Linked DNA regions of Mus musculus: region 2 is linked to region 1. The links are chromatin loops, found by intact Hi-C in ENCODE. Cell type or tissue: gastrocnemius. All regions are shown on one strand.

What was found. Hi-C counts contacts between places; a loop is a spot of excess contacts. Peaks named below come from ENCODE experiments on the same cell type or tissue, not always from the same donor. Only the 100,000 strongest peaks of a DNase experiment are listed, where the experiment ranks them.
Region 2: it touches region 1 in a loop (11-fold over the local background); 9 of 42 quality-filtered maps call a loop at or near these places.

Annotation. Positions count from the first base shown.
Region 1 is chr4:77,555,583-77,558,082 of GRCm38, forward strand. The region is part of intron 3 of Ptprd (protein tyrosine phosphatase, receptor type, D); the gene reads right to left. Among named protein-coding and RNA genes, the nearest start is that of Gm38646, 250 kb to the left of the region's middle. In gastrocnemius, no CTCF peak of the experiment used is centred here; a DNase peak (open chromatin) is centred at 1,535.
Region 2 is chr4:77,082,310-77,084,809 of GRCm38, forward strand. The region is part of intron 7 of Ptprd (protein tyrosine phosphatase, receptor type, D); the gene reads right to left. Among named protein-coding and RNA genes, the nearest start is that of Gm38646, 230 kb to the right of the region's middle. In gastrocnemius, a CTCF peak has its summit at 1,058 (motif pointing right); a DNase peak (open chromatin) is centred at 1,063.

The sequences.
Region 1 (2,500 bases):
AGCAATAAAGTAATAATGTACTAGTTGCTTGCCTCATTCTTTTGACAAGATACCTGGCAAAGACAAGATAAGGAAGGAAGGTTTCTCTGGGCTCTATAGTGCCATAGCCACATCACAGCACATCTGTTCAGTCCAACTCCAGAAGTCCTCGTAGTCCTTAACAGTCCAAAGACTCTTTAAATGTCCAAATCTCATCTGAGACTCACAGAAATTCCTTGACTGTACAAATCAAAAAGTTACATAATTCCAACACACAATGGTGCAGACTAAGCATTGCCTATCCACAATAGAGAGATGGGGTAGTGCAAAGAAAAACTGGATCAAAGCAATAACCACACTCAGCAGGGAAAATACCAAATTCTGAAAATCCATATCGCACATCTGGAATTCATGATAGAATCATCTGGGCTCCAAAGGACTTAAGTAGCCTTCTAGCTGAGCTGTCTGTAGCACATTTGACGTATGTCCTGGGTCAACCCCACCGGTTTCAACATCATGGGTCTCCATGGCAACTTATGAACATCTGAAAACAACGTTTGCATGGACTCCAAACACTGCCACTCACTGTCTGGCTTCAGCTTCCTGGGTTAACTTCTCTATAATTACCTGTTCAGTGACAATGATTGTTTAGTCTCTCTCATTTCTCATTAATTTGTATTTTCACCAAATAGAGTGTTGGTTGGGTAGTGTCTTGCAAACCACAAGCATTCTCTTCAACAAGAACTAAACTACTTAAAAATTACAGATGTTTTTATGTCTTCATTCTCCTTAATTTAAAGTGTGTACATTTGCTCACCACGGTTTCTTTACAAAACCATATTTTCTTATTTTTTTTCAGCTCATTTTGCACCCACAACTGCAGATATGGATGAGAGCAGTAAGCTTAATACCATGATATTTTGGAAAAATTTCCATCAATAAAAATTTATTCATTTGTTTTATATTAAGGCTCACTCAAACTCTTAAAACATGGGCAGGATACACTAAGCCCCTGGCTTGGGTATCACACAAGTGGTTCCTAGCTCAGGTTGAGATAAAGTCTTGGCCAGGCCTCCACTCTCCACATTTTTGTAATCATAATATTCCATCCTCATGGCCTAGTAAGCCCTGCTCACACCATTTTAAGGTGTTTTTTAGCTGAAGGTTCCAATGTCTTTTCTGATTCTTTATAGTAGTGCAGACTCCCCTGAGGCTGAACGTTAGTATCCTGCAGAGAGGCTCCTTAAGCCAGAAATTAAAAGAAAGAAAGAAAGAAAGAAAGAAAGAAAGAAAGAAAGAAAGAAAGAAAGAAAGAAAGAAAGAAAAGAAGAAAGAAAACTTGTGGAGGTTCATGAGACTGGCCTAATTTATAAGGACACCTCCTTCCTGGAATAAACAAAAAAGGCTGCTGAAAGTCATTACCAGACAAGCAGAGCTGGTGCGCAGACTCTGAGACTAGACTGACTTAGAAGGAACACTTCATCCTGCTGAGCTGCCTGCAGACCCAGCATTGTGCTCCAAGTTCCCAGCTTTTACAAGCTGTCACCACTGCTTGGTGGGTATTTGGTAGTGGTGGTGGTGGTTGTAATGGTGAAAAGGGACTTTGGTGATGCAGTCTCTGAGTTATTTCTGCTCCTGTTAGGAGTTGAACTTTGGTGGTTTCTGATCTTGTCCTGTCCTGGGCTCCCTGTCTAGGATAAGTAGATATATAGATTGTTTCTATAGGAAACATCAAGCTTACAAGGGCAACACACTTGTGAGACCATTTTTTCACTATTGTGTTTTTGTACTATTGTTTGCCTTGTTGCTGAAAAAAATATGGTCAAGGTAGTGTAAGGAAGACAATGTGTGGGCTCACCACTTGAGCTCCAAGTGCCTCATGATTAGGGAGTTTAAATGGCAAAACTTGGAGGCAGCTTGCAGAGAATGTTGCATATTCCTGTTCAGCCAACTTCATCCCCTGTATCCACCAGGGTCTTCCTACCTTAAACAAACTAATCCAGGTAAACTTCCGTAGCCATGACCAGGTTTGTCTCCTTGTGAATCTAGAGCCTCCCAAGATGCCAATCAGTCTGCATTAGCAGTTTCAGATAGGAAGGCTATCCTTAGGTAGTAAGGAAAGCTGTGGTTTTTTATTTGTTCTCCAGGTGACACAGAATATTGTATAGATCCCTGAGAAGCAGACAGCATTGCTAACAAGTGTGTACCCTCAGGACCACTGTGAGCGTCTCAGTAGATATATCCTATGTCTACCTCCCAAATGCTGGTATTATAGGTATAGGCCACCACTCTCTGTTTATGTGGTACTGGGGTCCAAACCCAGGGATTTCTATACAGGAGACAAGTCCATAGCTGTTCTGAGCACCAAGGAACACTTGCATCCACCTAATGTGTTCCTAAGAATAATTAAAGGTAATTAAAATGGAATTTGAAACATTTTTTAATGGCTAAACAAAAGGTCTCCTCTAGTATTTGTTAAAAATACAAATTCTGCTATGTGGCTAGATAATGACTTTCCATG
Region 2 (2,500 bases), 470 kb before region 1:
TGAAAGCCTCACATTAAGAATATAAGGGCAGTAGAAATTAGACTTGATGCATGAAAAACTAAAACAAGACAAAGGAAAAAAAACACAACAAAAAGAGAACAAAACTGGCAGCTAAGGGTGGGTTGGCACATGTGGAAGGAGTTGGGGATGGTTGTGAATATGTTAAAAACTTAGCTCATGAAATTCAAAAACAAACAGACAGTTATCATGAAATAACCTCAAAATGAAGTGGGATTTGAAATTTTGTAGGTAATAGCTCAAGTGAAGGTGAGGTATAGTTTAAATTATAGTAATTTTTAAAAAGATACAATAATATCAAAGAATGGATGCAGAAAATGTGATATATTGACACAAGAGTATATTACTCAGCTGCTAGGAAAAAATGGCATCATGAAATCTGCAGGCAAATAAATGAACTAGAAAAAAAATCTTCCTGAGCAAGGCAACCCATATTCAGAAGACCAACTAGAAATGTCCTCACTTATAAGAGGAAATTAGCTGTTGATTAAAGGGAAATCACACAATAATCCACAGACCCAGACAAGAAAATTAAGAAGGAGAGCTCTAGGGGGCACCTAGATCTCTCTAGGAAGGAAAAATTGAAGAGACTTTGTAGGTGGACTGCAAACAAGTATGGATGAAAACAGGAGGGACCAGGACAAGGTTGGGAAGGCAGGGATGAAAAGAAAGGAGAGAGGGAGAGAGGGGGAGGGGGAGGGGGAGGGGGAGGGGGGGGAGGGGGAGGGAGAGGGAGAGGGAGAGGGAGAGGGAGAGGGAGAGGGAGAGGGAGAAGCCTGGAATAAGGGGTGTTAAGGGGCCATGTGGAAACCTAATGCAGTGGAAACATCCTGGAAATTATGAGAGTAACCCTAGCGAGGACCCCGAGTAATTGAGGATTTGGAATTCGAACTGGTCTTCTTTAACCAGTGAAGGCTCTGGGACATCAATTCAGCCAGGAAACCTCCCACACCTATTCTGTCTGTAAAATGTGCTGGGGCAATGGAGGATCAGAGCTTGTTGGAGTGACCAACCAATGATCAGTCTAACTTGGGGCCCCAGCCACAAGAGGGAGCCCATGCCTAACACTGAATAGCAAGAAACCTAAAGCTAGATGGCTCAGAAACCTAGGGCAGAATCTGATGTGAGTTACAAGACAAGGAGGAGGAGGAGGAGGAGGAGGAGGAGGAGGAGGAGGAGGAGGAGGAGGAGGAGGAGGAGGAGGAGGAGGAGGAGGAGAAAAGTCAATGAAATGATATTTTTATTTCTATATGCATATTTCTGTGCCTCGCCCAGTTGACACCAGAGAGGTTTCCTCTGGCAGCTGATGGAAGCAGTTCAGGAGGCCCACACCCAAACATTAGGCGAAGCTTGGGGTGCCCCATGGGAGAGGAAACATTGAGGGAGCAAGGGTCGGGGACGTGAGGAGAACATGGCCCACAGAATCAACTAAGCATGGCTCATAGAAACTGAAGCAGTAAGCACAAGGCATGCATGGGTCTGTGCTAGGTTCTCTGCATACATCCTGTGGTTACTTAGCTTGGGGATTTTGTGGAGCTCCTAACAGTAAGAGTGTGGGTATCTTTGATTCCTTTGCCTGTTCTTGGGACCCTTTTCATATTCAGTTGCCTCATCTAGCCTGGAAATGAGGGATTGTGCCTAGTCTTACTATCATTTGTTATGCCATATATTTTTTATATCACTGAGAGGTCTGCTCTTTTCTGAAGAGAAAGAGAGAAGCAGTGGATCAGTGGGAGAGGAAAAGGGAGGAGTGGAAACAGAGAGGCTGACATTGGCATGTATTTTAGGAAAGAAGAATAAATAATAAATAAAAAGGAAAATATAATTGGAAAAAGGAAAAGGTAATATAATTGTATTAATATAGAAAAACATCTATTGTTCAAAACATTTGCTATTTTACTACATAGCATATAGGATAAAAACAGATGAAAGAATGTCTATATTGTGTAGCCAAAATGTAACTGTGTTGTTTGTCTTACGATAGACATGAAAATGTTTACTATTATTGAAACATGATGGAACATTTTTATCATGGTTTCTGAAATAACTATTTATATAGTACAAACATGATAATTAAAATAACCCATCTTAGTGACACTATTTCACACTTTGGGCTTAATGTAGCCTTGTTCTTTACAGTGTGTACAGAGATTTTTTTCAGACATCATTTTGTAGGATGTGTAGGGCATAGTCTGTTGATGACAAAACATAATGACTGATACTTTGAGTCCCCTTTATGGTCAAATTAAATGACTTTGGAGGAATCTGGAGTAAGGTTCACTATTTGTCACGTAAATACAATACAGTTAGAATATTTATCTGAAATACATAGTTTTCTGTGAATTGAAATTAGTCTTTGCTGAAATAGTATTTTATGATTAAATACTTTTTGAGCAATTTTAAAGGTCCTTTTCTAGGAGACATTTTACCGTTATATGGTGTTACCAACATGGACCTCGGGGGTAGGTTTTCATAGTTTACA